Regions from separate parts of the Homo sapiens genome. Here region 1 is linked to region 2. Evidence: read pairs that join two places in POLR2A ChIA-PET (ENCODE). Cell type or tissue: Panc1. All regions are shown on one strand. Each heading gives the region's core, and the rest is flanking DNA. Links, peaks and the distances in the headings are about the cores only.

Region 1 (7,856 bases), core at 1,650-6,649, 220 kb after region 2:
GAATATGGCTTCCTTCCTCCTGGCAGGCGGATAGTAGGTACTTAGCTTGTTCCTGGGCAGGGACCATGGCAACAGGCCCAGTGTTTCCCACGTGCTGCATGGCCAGGGCCTGGGCCTGCCCTTGGCAGTGCCTGGTGCTCACGGCCACGTGGAGCTGGCTGTGAGGAGGGTTCTGGGCCCCTCCCTGGGATGGGCTGGCACGGAGGATGCTGGGCTGGCAAGCGGGGAGACCACCTCTGTCCCCAGCACACCCTGCAGCCAGAACATCTGCCTACCTCCTGAAGGGGGTGTTCATGGCTTAATGAGGAACTTGCTAAGCATGTCTCGGGAGACCCCAAACCACATATGGTGGAACTATAGCCACATCTTGACCCTGAATTCAGACTGATGCTAACCGACCTCACATTGACCACAACCCTGCTTCAGGCTGGTGACTGGGGGCCTGGCTTAGCATTACGGGCACTAGAACCACACATTCCTTACTATGTGCCAGGAACTAGTGTGAGCACTTTGTGCATATCAACTTATCTAAATCCACACAGCAACTCAGCAAAGCAAGTCCTACTCTCACCCGAGGCACAGTAAAGTAAAATAATGTACCCCAAATTACACAGTGAGCAGGTGGTGGAGCAGGGCTGGCGCTCAGGTGGCCTGGCACTGGAGGCTGCTCCTTAATCATCACAGCATACCCTCTCCATCCTGTCCCTGCTGCTGGGGAGGAAGGGCAGAGCTCGTGCTGGCTGACAGATGGTCTGGGGCCTCATATTCCTGGTTAGATGAGAACACACTCACACTTGTCACCCAAAAGATGATAGAAGAGGGGCAGAGCAAAACTGGAAATCATCTGGCCCCCAAGCCTCGTCGCTGGGCCTCACAAAAGCCCACACTATCCAGGGGAGGTTTGAAGACAGCAGCTGCTGGCAATTAATTCTAGACCCCTGGACATCTGCCAGCTTCCTGCTCGACCCAAGACTTGCCCTCCTCCAACCATCCATCCATCCACCCATCCATCATTACTGTGTGCCCAACTCTGTGCTGGGAATGGGGGCAGCACAGTGACAGATAATGCTCCCTATGTGTCCTAACAGTCTGATGGAGGTGACAATTAAATCTATGTATGTATATATGTATCTATCTGTCTGTCTATCTATCTATCTATCTATCTATCTGTCTGTCTATCTATCTATCTATCTATCTATCTATCTATCTATCTATCATCATCATCATCTATCTATATATCAGTCTGGCCTGGGGGAGAGGAGAGTTGATTGGGGAAGCCTTCCTGGTACCTTAGAAGGAGCTGGGAAGAGGTGGCAACTTAGCTCAGTGTTGAAGAAGACAGGAGAGTTAGCCAGGTGTGGGGCTGGGGCCCTGAGCAGTGCAGGAGGAGGCTGCTGGAACAGAGACTCTGGGCTGAGGCAGCAGAGCAGGGCTGTTCAAGAGTTGCCATTTGGGGTACAGGGGGTGAGGGGCCTGGCAAGGGGAACTGCAGAGTTAGGTGTAGCTAAGTTCCTAGGAGGCCCTTGGAAAATAATCTGGAACTTGCTCCCCCAGGCTGAGACAACTGGCCCTCCCCAGGGTTGTTAGAGAAGGTCCCAGGTGGGCCTCCAGAGAGTATCCTTGGGTCCTCTCTCCTGAGCCAGGAGCTCTCTCAGCCGCACCCTAGGTTCTGTGAATGGCCAGGCCTGCTGAGGGGTCTATGGGCCGCATCTCATGAGTCCGCCCCATGAGTCACTCAGGTGCTCAAGGCAAGTTTTCCTGGGAGACAGGAGGCCATCCGTGAGCCCTGGGGGTGCCGAGCATTTTGGCAAAAAGGTGCTAGGCTGCTGGGTGACCAACCTGTCTGGTTGAAAAAGGGCCTGTCAGCCAAACCGCAGGTTGCATATGGATTGGTTGCTGGCTGAGCCCTTAGGCTTATCTCCAAATTCACTGACTCCATGCCCTACGGCGTTAGCCCAGTACCCTACAGCCGGAGTGAGGTGGCCAGCCAGCCACAGAGGAGCCAGGGGCAGTTTCCTCAGCTCTTCTGCTGTGAGGAAGTGTCCACTGCAGTGGACTGTTGTTCGTAAGAATAGCTGAGGGACTGGAAGAGACAAAAAATAGCAATCCCTATCAGCACCAGTGACTCTCTCCAGGAGAGACCTCAGAAATGTAACAAATCAATCTTTATAAAAATTAACATTTTTGGCAGGAGATTCTTTGATACTTCCTTAAAACTGCAGAGGGAAAGGATTTTGAGGAGCAAAGAGAAAAGGAGGAGAGAGGGAGGGAGAGAGGAAAGGAAGAGGGAAAGCAGTGGGGCCTTCCTGGGAACCAGACAGTCTAACTTTTGTAGGTCCCACCCCAGAGTATATAAAAGAATTAAAATGCACCCACATCCCACATTAAATGGAATTATTTTGCTATAAAATACTTGGAAAGAATTTTTATAATTTTGCTTTTGAAATTATTTGGCTTAAGTTTACTCGCTTAGTTTACGATTGGCTCCGACTTCCCAGCCATCATCAGACCCAGACATCCGTACAAGGCGAGAAAATCGAAGGTACAAATTGTTTTCAAATGGAAAGAAACTTTCATGAGGATGAAATTGAACAATTAATAAAATTTGAATGCATTCATTAAATATTTATTATCTCCAATTTTTCTCTTTTGTATTTTGGAGCAAATTCATCTTTCCCAGGTTGTAACATTTTGTTGGGTAAAATGCTCATGGGTGCGAATCACTGTGAAGGGCTTGCAGTGGAGCCATCCTGGGGAGGGGTGAGAGGAGACGGAGCTCGCATGAGAGGGGCTCATCTCACCAGCAGGCGGGGCCACTCTCTTCTGGACAGTCCTTCCAGCTCCCTGTCTAGAGCCCACCCGCTGGACCAGGCAAGTGCTGGGGTTGGGGAAAGGGGCTGCTCAGCAGCTCCCTGCCTGGGCGCCTAGAAGGGGCACCTTGGAAAATGTGGATCCACGTGGGTCAACCTGTCACACTCAATTGTGGCCCTGGGATTCTGAGAACCTCATTCCAGGGACTTCTGAGGCCACCTGGGGCCAGGCCACTTGGAGCCTGCACTTTGTAACTTGGACTCCTTGTAACTCGCCCTGGGGAGACAGAGCGGGAAACAGAAAGCCACTTGATGGGCTCCTGCTTTCAGTCACTGTGGAGGTTTTATGATCTGAGAGGTGAACAGAGGAGCAGCCGCAGGCCATTTAATCTTGATATTCACATACTGAATGAAAATGCAGACAAACCCTTTTGTGTTTGGATTTTTTATTTTTTTAAACAAAAAAGAAATAAAACTCAGAGCTCACTTCAGGTAGTGCTGCTGGGGTTTTGCAACCTTCCAGGTGGAGCTGGAGTAGCCCCTGGTCTCCTGACAGCTTCCTGAGGAAACCTCTCAGCTTTGCCTCCGTGACCCCATCACAGACAGATGCCCCCGGAAGCCTGTCTCTAGGGCCCAGAACTGAGGCTTGGAAGCCATGCTGTCCATCTGCAGGGTGCAGGCTGCCGTCCCGGACAGCCACCCACCCACCGCAGGACGGCAGGGCCTCCCTCCCTGGCGGAACACAGCCGAGGAAGTCACATTGGCAAATGAGGTGTTGTGATTAATGGGGTCTCTTCTGCACATCAGGATGATGTATGGGCTGCGGGGAGGGGGCCTGACCACAGGACGGGGGGCCGTGCTGGGACCACACCCAGCAGAGCCCCGTCATGCTGGGACTTCGTGCTAACACATGGTAGAGATGTATTACATGTTGAATGAATGGTCTGTTGATGAAGACTTCAATATAAAGTCAGCACTGCGTTGGGGAGGCGAGTGGTGGGCTGGATGTTGTCAACTGTTTTCTGAGGCACTGGCATATGCTGAGCGAGCCCTTGACTTTGTAGTTCATTGCACTCTTCCATTTCTCCAAGCTCCCACCACAGGTGCCCTTCCTCCCCACAGCTGCCCACATTGGTGTGTGTTTAGTTAAGGTGCTGGCATAAATTAACCCCTGAATTTCAGTGCCTCATTCAACTGTAGTTCGTCTGTCACTTATACGGCCATCCAAGGTAGGAGTTATTGGCTGACCGAGGACTTTCCTCCACGTGGTGACTCAGGGATCCTGGTTTCTTCCCTCTTGCCGCTCCTTTGTCCCACAGGGTCTCAGAGGCCTCTCCATTATCCAGTGGATGGGCAGGATGTGGAGAAGGCACACTATTTTTCATAATCCCTTAGCTCAGAAGAGACCCCCATATACCATTGGTGAGAATTAGTCACATGGCACATTATACGTCTGGATGAAAGAGGGGCTGGGACTGCACCTCCCTGGACAGTTGATTTCCTGTTCTACAGAGCGGAACCATGGAGAGTGAGTCATTTCATCGTCCATTCCTCAGAGATCTTCATCAATGCCATTCTTCTCTTCAGTAGCCAAATAGCTAACACACAGATGGTGCTATGTGCCAGTCACTGCTCTTGGCGCTACGCATATTTTAAGTTATGTAATTCTCACAGCAACTCTATGGGTAGATACTACACTATTTCGTTGGTTCTAAGATGCACATTTTTTTTTTCACTTTAGCCTCTCTGAAATCAGGGCATAGTCAATGGCATCTTGCAACTGCTGTCAGCCAGGCAGAAGTCATGGTGGCTTTGTGGAAAACCACAGTTCCTGACACTTTTTTGAAAGATCAAGAAAGCTCTAGCAACTACAGATGTGGAAACTGAAGCCCAGAGAGGTTAAGTAACTTGTCCCAAATCACATCCAGTGAGTGGTGCATCCGAGATTTGAAGCCTGGCACTCTCCACTTCTCTGCTTCCAACAGATTGCAAGACCTGCTCTGAGAAAACAGCCTTTTAATCAACTTTTCTCTCCCAGGCCCCTCCTTGGGGGCTGAGAGCTCCTGGCCCTCTTGTGGAAGGTGAAGGGGAAGTATGTCTCCAAGTCCAAGATCAAGGCCCTGAAGTGTCGGAAGCCAGCTCCTGGCCAGAGTGATGGGACTGCAGTTACAAGGACATCTGCTAAAGCCAGGATGACTGCTACATTCTTGCCGGCTGATAATTTAATCTCTCAAAAAGCAACAAGTGGAACTGGCAGGATACACTGAACTCTGATCAACTAAGAGGGGCACAGTGGTAAAATGACAGGGGCGTGGGAAGAAAAGGACTTTATCATCCTTCACAATGTTACAGGAAGGGAGTGGTGGCAACACCAGTTGTGTAGGGTGGACCTTGAGAAAGTAGATTGCTTTCAAGTAGAGAGAATATAGTGGCCCAAAGAAGATGACTCAAAAGATCAATGTGGCCCCTTGAAAAATCCAAGACAAAAAAACAAAAACCACCACCGCCACCAAACAAGAAATAGGGTGGTGGGAGAAGGGAAATTCAGCATACAGCCAAGAACAAAAATAACTCCCCCACCAAAAAAACCCAAGTCCTCAGATCAGATGGTACAAATGTGTCAAGAAGGCAGACCCCAGGGCAGAATGCCTCAAAACTTACGAGGGCTTTTGATGAGAGGGATGGCTGAACCCTTGCCTCCTGAAAATGCTCCTGTCTTCTTTGGAGAGTGAGCAAGCCTCCCTCGGAACAGTGTGCATGTGGGGGCGGCCACCTGACACCCAGGAGAAGTTTGGCTTGGTCTGGGAGAGCACAGAAGTCACTCTAATAGACTGCCATGAGTTGGGTTTTGGGCTCCAAGAGAAATGACCTACAAAACCCCTTAGATAAGAGAAGAAAGGTGGAAACCAGAGATGGATAAAGACTTTTGATTTTCAAGATAGATTTTGGAAGCTAGAGACAGGGAAGCCTATCTCCAGCCATAGAACAGGGCAGGTTTTTGTATTTATAAAATCATTAGCAGAGCTAGGTCAGATCCATCCTGTACAGTGCATTGGATTCTCTCAGCCCTGCCTGACTTCTGACCCCAGCTCTGCTGCACCATCAGTGAGCAACACTTGAGGGTGCCTCCCACCCCCAGGGCTTCTCTGCGGGTGCTGCGGCAGGGGCTCCCCAGGAATCTCCTCACATGCATAACCCGGAATCGCCAGAGAGTTAATGCTCTATGGCCCCTACCTCAGAGCAACGTGAAGCAGAAGCTGAGAAATGCTCCCCACTGTCCCCCAAGGCAGGCAGCCCTGAGGTGCATTTCCTGTGCCTTCCTGGGCAATGCCAGGGGACCTAGCAACCAGCCATCTATCCTGGAGGTCAGCTCCCTCCCTACTCCCCACTTCATTCCCAGCCTTCTGTCTGGGCCACTATCCCCAGGAAAATGCCTTCACTCAACCTCTGCCTCAGAAGCTGCTTTCTGTAGAAAAAGTTTGCAAAATAGAGAGGAGAAATCACCCATCATCTGGTCTCCCTCACCCAATTTGTACAATATCTGAATCCTCCCCATGCATGCATAGTACTTTACAAATCCTCCTTCGTGGAGTGCACATAAACATGTAGCTTGCTTTTTTGAGTTCACATTTTATTTAAGTTTGTTGTCTGTGTTCACCACATAGTTTTTTGGGTTTTTAAGTGTTTTGAATTATTGTTGTAATGGTGCACATGCTGTTCCATGGAGAGGATATCTCACAATCCACTCAGCCATCTCCCTGCCTCCGGACTCTTAGATAACAGCTGTTAACTTTGCTGTGGGTTAGTAGTTCTGATAATTTGAACATCTTCCTGATTCTTGATACATATTGATAAACCAAGAAATGTCTTTGACAGCCCATAAGAGAATGTGAGGATCTCTAGGAGCCAGTGTGGCTTTGTGAAAGGCAAATGCTCCCGAATGAACTCATTCCCCCTTCTGGTGTAGGTCCCAGAGATCAAGGGAGTTCTGTATACTTCATTGTTTCAGTTTGGGACAGTCTGTCCATTTTGTGGACAGAATCAGAGATGGCTAAGTGATTATTCTCTATTTACACTGATTAAAAAGTTGACATCCACATGCAGGGAGGTCCCTGGTGGCCTGACTTGTGCAGCATTTTTGTCATGAAAGTGCATAGAGATAGAGAACTCCTCTGCGACACCATTGTGGATGACGCAACTCTAAGAGAAATGAATAGCCTATTGAATGAAAAGACTTAAGATGCAAATAGATCTTGAGAAGTTGAAGGATGGACTATAACTCTGCAGGATGAAATGTTACATAAGGCATTCAGTTCAAAAAATCAACTGCATATGGACAGGATGGGGAAGCCTTGCCTTACTTAATAGCTGCTCATGTGAAACAGACCCAGAGACTCCAGTTGACCTCAAGCTCAATATGAATCATCTGTGCAGTGTGGCTGCCAAGGAGAATCATGCAATCTTGGGCCACGTTAATAGAAGTATAATATTGAGACCCAGGGAGGGGCGTTCCCACCAGGTTCTGATTAGTCAGACCACACTGGGAACATTGGGTCTAGTTCTCCAAGATAATTTCTCAGTGGAACATTGGCAAATTCTTTCCTTCATAAAACATTTATTGAGCACCTACTATGTGCCCAACACTGTACTAGATGTGAAGGGTACATAGATGAATGAGGCATGCTCCCTGCCCATACAGAGCTCATAGTCTAATGGAAGTATTTCACACAGCATTTGATAATTTACAAAGCAATACTTATAAAGCAAAATATATTCAATCAGCTAGGCCTAGGGTCCTTGAAATGTTCTCAGGCATCACATAGAACACATAGTCTCTCTCTCCCTCTCTGTGTATTATCATGGTCTTCATTTGAGGTAGAAGGCTAACCCGGCTCTCTCCCCTCCACCTGCCCTTCCAAGTCCATCTCATGTGATTTTGTACCTCGAGTCCCTTTACCCAGCCCAACTATCAGGTTGCAGACTCCTCTCTCCCTGGCTTTGAGCTGGAACACCCTTAGAACCCCAGGGTGTGTTTGCTGTGGTGGG
Region 2 (7,856 bases), core at 1,401-6,400:
ATTCCAGGTTTTAGAACCAGTTTTCCAGTTTTTCATCCCTTTGAATGGATTAAGAGATAAGAGAATGAAGAGAAGGGGCATGGGCCAGCCCAATCCTATCACCACACACTTTCCAACTAAACTTCCAGGTCCTACCCAAAGGTACCTTCATCCCAAGCAAAGGTTCATCAGGCCAAATCTCAGTTCATCCAAAAAATTGGGATATCCTTTGGGGCTGATAGCAAGAATGAAAAGTTATCCTCAAGTTCTGACCTGCTTGTTGTTGTTTACAGCCTGCTAGGGGGCTGGAAAAGATGCGTTAACCCCTTCTTGGAGGGCTGTCACCTGGTGACACCTCCCAAGGGTGGGTGGCTCACACCAACAGATGCCGAACTTGTGGTGTCAACTCAAGACACAACCCACATATCATTGCCTGTCACCAGCCAGGTGGCTCTTCTTTATTAATTTCATATTTCAAGTCTTGATTGAGTTCCACAACCCATGAATAACTTGAAACCCCAGTTAGGGCATGGGTTGGTTATAAAAGCATTACAAACTTCTAAGTACAAATATGTACTTGACGCCACACTTAGCTATTCCAAGCCTCTTCCCCAGGCCTCTTTCCCACCGCGCCTCTTTCATTGCCTAACCCAGCTCCCTCTGAGAGATTCCTGCTGTTGGAGGAGGCAGGTGTGGGGAGCCCTGCTGTGATCCTCAGAGTTGACACTGTGGGTATTGCACAGGGCATCTGGGGATGGCGGTCCAGTCCAGTCTCTGACGTCCTCTACCTGTGAGGTGCTCGATCAATGACTCTCTTCTCTGGGCCTCGGTTCTCTCATCTGAAAAGTGAGGAGGTGGATGTGAGCTTCCTTCCTGCTCCAAAGTTAGATCAGTTCCGAGTCTTTCAATTCCAAGTAAAGGAGACTAAATAGCAGTAGCTTCAGCACCAAAAGGAATTTATTGGGAGGACTCTGGATGTCTCATGGACTCCAAGGAAGACCCAAACTCAAAGCCATAGAAAGTGGTTTGCCCTGGAGACCCCAGTAATGGGAGATTGTGGTGTTGCCTTCTCATCAATGTGACTCAGCTCCAGTGGCTTGTTGGCGGTGGATCTCCCAGTCTCCCACTTCGGTTTCTCAGAAGAGTGCATCTGATTGGTCCAGCTGTGTTCTCCTCCAGGCTAGTTAGCTCCGTCCCAGGAGACAGGATCATTCAGCACAAACAAGGCAGCGGAGAGGTGGGGTGGCTAGAGAGACGGATCATGCCTTAAGTGTCCGCTCCAGGTATCAATGATATTTATAAAACTCAACCCAAAAAGTTTCAACATAAATTGAGTGCATAACCAGGAAGGCAAAGCAGAGAAATTATTCATGTGGGATAGAGTAAATCAGGTACGGCTTCCTGTAGGAAGATGTTCCATTTTTTTTCACATGGCCCTATATACGTGGCCTGTCTAAAAGACCACCAGCTCTCACTTCTTCACAAGCCACCCTAATTCTTGCCACTTTTGAGTTCCCTGCCAAGGCCTGGCATCTCATCTGGTGGTCTCTAATTCTCTGGCTGTAGATATGTTCCTTGTGTCTGGTGTGACCTAAAGCCTGTTCCCTCTATTAAGCAAAGAACTTGGTGTATCCGCCTCAGTTTTCTTATCCACCACGCAGGAGAATCATTTCAGTGTTGAAGAACACTGGACGGGGTTAAATGAGACAATGTAATTAAGCAGTGTCTGCTGCCCAGCAGGCCCTTGCTGGACAGTGGCGAACTCCTGATGAAAGTCTCCAGGAGCCTGCAAAGGGCTCGCCCCTCCTCCCAGCACAGTGTTGCGGTCTGTGGGTCCAACGCTGGCCCTTGTGAGAAGAACACAGGAATGCATGAAGGGGGCAAAAGGTGAAAAGTGCAGCCACAGTAAGTGCTCCTCACACTCGATGGGTGTAGAAAACAGTGAACAGCTCTGGAAAATGCTTCGGCAGAAGCACATCAAGCTGACCTCGCTATTCCATCCTCAAATGACCCTGCATCCCCTTCCCACGTGTGGAAGTCCAGGAGTGCTCGTAAGAGCCCCAAAGTGGATATGACCCAGATGGCCATGAACCTGGGATTCCTGGATGGCCTCAGGAGGCCTTTGCACCCTCGGAGGTCTTTGCACCTGTATTGTATTTACGAGTTTTATTTTTGTGCCTTCTTGGAGGTGAGAGTTCATAGCTTCCATCACTTTCAAAAGGGGTCCAGGGATGTTATCATCAGTTAAGGTTCAGAATCAGTGCTCTATATTTAGGTCAGAGGTATGGTTTGGATGTGTGTCTCCTCCAAATGGCATGTTGAAGTGTAACCCCCAGTGTTGGAGGTGGGGCCTGGTGGGAGGTGTTGGGGTCACAGGGGCAGATCCCTTGTGAATGGCTTGGTGCCCTCCTTGTGGCAATGAGTGAGTTCTCACTCTCCGAGTTCATGCAAGATCCAGTTGTTTAAAAAGGAGCCGGCCCCACCTCTTGCTCCCTCCCTCACCGTGTGACACGCCTGCTCCCACTTCACCTTCTGCCATGAGTGAAAGCTCCCTGGGGCCTCCCCAGAAGCCGAGCAGATGCTGGCGCCATGCTTCCTGGACAGCCTGCAAAACCATGAGCCAAGTAAACCTCTTTCCTTTATAAATTACCCAACCTCAAGTATTTCTTTCTTTTTTTTCTTTTTTTTTTTTTAAGAGACAGAGTCTCACTCTATCATCCAGACTAAAGTGCAGTAGCATGATCATGGCTCACTGCAGCCTCAACCTCCTGGGTTTAAGCGATCCTCCTGTCTCAGCCCCCTGAGTAGCTGGAAACACAGGCGTGTGCCACATGCCCAGCTAATTTTTAAAATTTTCAGTAGAGATGGGTTCTCACTATGTTGCCCAGTCTGGTCTCAAACTTCTGGCCTAAAGTGATCCTCCTACCTCAGCCTCCCAAAGTGCTGGGATTACAGGTGTGAGTCAAAACAGACCAACTGTCAGTAATAGTAACTAATAAGAGAGTATTTTGATTCATCATTCTACTATATCCCAGGCTCGATTATCCCTTTTTGCATGTGAGGAAACTGAGGCTCTGAGTGCTAAGTGACTTGCCCAACGTTCCACAGCTAGAAAGTCAGAGTCGTCTCAGAGGCTGTCTTGGGGCTTTCTCCCAGAATGGGGAGGAGCTGCTGAGGGTCCTGGCCTGCAGCTTTCTGGAAGTCCTGGGCCTCTCCAGGCTCAGAGTGAAGACAAGTAAGGGTGGGGCCCCATGGACCTGGGGCACGGGTGCAGAAGCTCCAGATTGGGGCACAAGCTGTGAGGCGTGGCCTCCTTTCCTTCCTGTAGGGCTGGCAGAGAAGGAGCTGAACAAGGGGACAGAGCAGGCCCCTCCTTGGGCCCTGAGAAAGCCGGAAGAAGTGCAGCTTCCTGCAGCCCCTGTTCTGGCCTGCAGGTGGCCCTGGGGCTGAGGGTGCTCCTGGGGGCTCCTTGGCAGTGGCAGGCTGGGGACAGTGCCTGGCAGGCTGGGGACAGTGCCTGGGAGGCTGGGAGGAGGGAGAGAACATAGAGAAGAGTCAGGGCAAGTGCGGGCTCAAACTGGAGAAATGAGCATGTGTGGCCTGAGGGGCCAAACCTGCAGCACTCTACAGGGTGGGGGAAGGCCATGAGGCACACATGCTTAAGAAAACGACCTGGGGGTCAGGGCTGGCCCCAAGCCTGTGTTGAGTAGTGCTTGGAGAGAACTTGTAGTGGGGTGGGGCCCATGAGAGGGTGTGGAAGGGCTGAAGGCCAGGAAGTGATCTTTCCTCAGCCTTCAGCATCAGCCCCACCCTCACTGGAGGGCCGGGTCCTCTGGAGGGCAGGATGATGTCTGCCCTGGAGTAGGGGGGCCGCTGGGCTGCTCACTTGCCAGAGACTGAGAAGTGTGCTTCTCTGCCCCTCAGGCTGCACTCACAGGCTCAGGCTCTCAGACAGAGGGGGTGTGCCAGGAGGAGGAGAGAGAGGAGTGGAGGGTGCCCCAGGGCCAGGCTTCGAAGGGAGCTCAATTCAAGTTCTCTGGGGAAGCTGAGAGCCTTTTCTGCCCTCGGTGCCACCCTTTCCCGGCACTTTCACTGCCTCCTGTCCATAGAGCTCCTAGTCTGTCAGTCAGCAGGCTGAGTCAGAGATGCCCTGGGGCTGGGGGCCGCCTGCCAAAGGCTTGACTCACAGAGAGTGGCTGACTGGTTTCCCCAGCCTCGGCCCCTCCCTGTCACAACACGCCGAGGGGCTGCGGCTGGAGGAGCACTCAGAATCTCACTTCTGGGCATCTTGCTCCTGGGCAGATCTTCCCCGAGAGCAAGGGGCACGGGCCTCTGTCCTGGATACGCCAGCCTCTGGCACCTGGGCTTCAAACCACAGGCGAGGCCCTCTGCTCTGGTCTTCTCCCCAGCCTGAGCTGACATGAGCCATGTGTGTGCTCAGGCCCACTTGGTGACTGAATGAATTGCTCCCCTCAGTGCTGGCTTAGAGCCACCCCTGGCCCTCCCACCCCACACGGGACCTCGCAGGTGCCTGCTTCCTCAATTCACAAGAAAATTGGAAATGCTGTGCTAATTTTTGTGCTGTGGCTCAAAGAGGCATTTCCTAACAGCTCACTTTGTCCCACCGTTAGTTCTGGTTTGGCATTTTATTCCAACAAGAAATATCACAAACCTTCAAGCTAAGGAGCCGAAGCGCTGTGCAGTGTGCAGAAAGCAGAGCGCGGGCAATCTCAGCCAGCGAAGCGTCTGGGCAGGGAGCGAGGGCTTGGAGTCTGTGCCATGGAGTGGGCTTGTCACAGAAAGTTGCATTCCTGAGACAGGGGCTGGGGTCTCCCTGAGGAGGCCAGGCAGCCTTGCTCCAGGGCAACCCACTCTCCTGGGAATGGGAGGTGCCCCAGCAGCCAATTCTGGGCCTCTGCCTCGGAGCTGTCCAACAGCCAGTCCAGGACCCAGGTCCTCATGGTGTTGGCCCAGGGCTGCAGAGCCGCAGGTGCTGCGTGGAGGACTGAGGAGGGTGAGGCTGGGGAATACAGCGGCAGCTATGGAGAGCAAAGGCCTGGGCGCTTGCCGTCAGTCAAGACAAGGAACTGGAAACAAGTCCTCACTGGCTCAGAGCCGCCGAGTCCATCAGGGGCTCCCGCTTCAGGCAGTGCCAGCTCCTGGTTTCAAATGGGAGCCCCCCAGGTGCTCGATCTGGCTTTATCTCTTGGTCCTCAAATGTCTCTGTCTGGCTCCATTCTGAGTGGGGAGGACACTGGTGGGCCATGGGCTGCCCTGTCTGTGCAGCCCTGGTGGAAGGGGGACTTCTCTCTCTGGTCCTCATGCAACCCCACAGAAGAACGATTGGCTGTGAGTGGGGAGGGGTGACTAGATTAGCTGGTGGGGTTTTGTGCCTGCTCTGTTGGGTGGGGGTGGGGGCATGTGACTGTCAGCCTCACCATGAGGACCTGGAGAGAGGGGGCCTTCCCAGATGGCTGGGAGGGTTGGGGAGCCTCCACCAGGCCAGCCTGGGATGCTAGGCCTGCTGATCTGGGGGGCATTTGCAGCTCCGGCTGTGGTTCTGGCCTTCCTAACTGCACGCCTGAGGAAGCCCCGGCTCCTGGTGAGCCTCATTCCCCTGCCAGCCATCCTCCCAGGGGTTGGAAGTTGAGGGTCATGACAGACCTGAGGGGACTTAGGTGGGGGACTAGCAGAACTGGTGTCTCAGTAACAAAGATTCAGTCCAACCCAGGGCAGACAATGTCCCACAGGGAAACGTGTTTTCCCCTCCTGTCAAGCAAACGAAAATGTGACCCGGCTGCACACACTCACTGGGCTTTCGGGGGCATTTGATTACTGGGAAATTCCAGAGACAGGGACAGCTGGGCTTTGCGAGTCCTCATTGCTGGTCTCATTAGGGCAGCATGCAGGGACCCAGCAGGGCCAGAAATCAGAGCCTGGAAGGACTGAGACTGTGGGGCTCGTAGGCTGCATGGATAGGAAAGCATCTGTCCATTGCCTCTGATGGGGCCAGGCTGCTGCAGCTCTCAGCATGGGACACCCGCTCCATCTCTGCTACCTTCTTCCAGGACTGGTTGCCCTGGTCCTCAGGCCTCAGCACCAGGCTGAGGCTAGTTTTGGGGGAGCCCTGCAGGAGGCCAGCTCTCTCTCTGAGACGCCAGGTCACAGGGGGTCAGTTTGGGGCAAGTCAACCCCTAACTCCCACCTCCCTTTCTTGGCCCAGCCACAAACCACCCAATCCTGGACCAACCATCTTACCCCACCAGTTGCAAGGATGATGGAGCGGGGCAGATGGCACAGAGCAGCCAGTATTCTCAGACTTGGGTTTCATCAGCTCACTGGCTGGAGTCAACCCAGCATAGCTGCTGGGGAGGGACATAGGCCTGGTGGCAGAACACTGCTAAGCTTTGTCTACAGACTGGACATTCAGCCACTGGGGAGTGTCTGATGGTCACACTTAACTCCGACATCCAGCAAAAGGGCCCCACCCAGGGGAGTGGACACAGCACCCAGCCAGAAATCTGACTCCACTGAGCTCCACAGATTCCCCATTCGCTGCTGGCCTGCTTCTGCGCTCAGCCTGCCCGTGGGCTTTCAGATCTAAACTCTCGAGTCTCACCTCTCTCCAGCTTGGTTCCAGTCTCACCCTTGGTTCCAGCTGCGCCTTCCAGGCCCATGCCCAAAATAGGCCGGAAGAGCCTCTGTGAGCTCACAGGACTGTGAGGCCAGGGGGACACCGCCTGTTTCCACCCCAGTTCACGTGTGCTCCCAAGCCCAGCTTCAGTGGGCAACTCTTCTCAGCACCTGTGGTCCGTGTCTCTGCGCGAGGGATTTTGGCCTTGAGTTGACCTTCCTCAGTGCTCTCTGATTATGTGCTGTGAGTGGCCCTGCTTTCTCAAGGGGAGTGCCACCTCTTTATGCTCCTTGGGGACCCTTGCACTCCGTGAATGCATAACAACAGGGACCGTGGGGTTAAAATGGATGTGAACTTCACTTGGTCCAAATATCCCACTGAACAGAAGAAGCAACTGAGTCCCAGAAAGTAAAAGTGACCTCCTTATGGCCAACTGGCTTGTTTTGTAGAACTGTTTTGTAGAGCCTGGCTTTCTTGGCCCCCAGGCCGGTGTCTGCTGACTCACCCATGTGAGTGCTGAGTCAGTGAATGCATCTCCCGCTCTGAAACCAGCCACTCGAAGGATGTACATAAAATTCTCAGACCTTCTCACACAGGTCAGAATGGGCCCTCTCCTTGCATTTGTCCTTGCAAATGATATATTCCTCACTCCAAGGAGTTCATGCACAAGAGGTAATTTACTGCCTATCGGAGGAAACTGCCCCCGATTTCACGTAGGTTCTTTTCTATTTTCCCTAAGCATCAGCCAGTTTGAGAAATAAAGGGACAGACTACAAAAGAGAGAAATTTTAAAGCTGGGCGTCGGGGGGAGACATCACATTGTCGGTAGGTTCTGTGATGCCCCACAAGCCGCAAAACCAGCAAGTTTTTATTAGTGATTTTCAAAAGGGGAGGGAGTGTAGGAATAGGGTGTGAGTCACAGAGATCACGTACTTCACAGGGTAATAGAATATCACAAGGCAAATGGAGGCAGGGCGAGATCACAGGACCACAGGACCCGGGTGAAATTAAAATTGCTAATGAAGTTTCGGGCACGCATTGTCATTGATAAACATCTTATCAGGAGACAGGGTTTGAGATCAGACAACCGGTCTGACCAAAAATTTATTAGGCGGGAATTTCCTCTTCCTAATAGGCCTGGGAGCGCTATGGGAGACTGGGGTTTATTTCATCCTTACAGCTCGACCATAAAAGACGACCGCACCTAATGGGGCCATTTTAGAGGCCCACCTTCAGGGACGCA

The links. Peaks named below come from ENCODE experiments on the same cell type or tissue, not always from the same donor. Only the 100,000 strongest peaks of a DNase experiment are listed, where the experiment ranks them.
Region 1: POLR2A ChIA-PET joins it to region 2 with 8 read pairs; 2 of 35 experiments call an interaction of 5 or more read pairs at or near these places.

What each region holds. Positions count from the first base shown.
Region 1 is chr2:71,889,543-71,897,398 of GRCh38, reverse strand. No RefSeq gene overlaps it. Among named protein-coding and RNA genes, the nearest start is that of CYP26B1, 250 kb to the left of the region's middle. RefSeq lists enhancers at 3,057-3,556, 3,557-4,058. In Panc1, for the core only: no CTCF peak of the experiment used is centred there; no DNase peak of the experiment used is centred there; H3K27me3 peaks cover 601 bases.
Region 2 is chr2:72,111,860-72,119,715 of GRCh38, reverse strand. No RefSeq gene overlaps it. Among named protein-coding and RNA genes, the nearest start is that of CYP26B1, 32 kb to the left of the region's middle. In Panc1, for the core only: a CTCF peak has its summit at 3,405 (motif pointing right); a DNase peak (open chromatin) is centred at 4,125; H3K4me3 peaks cover 529 bases.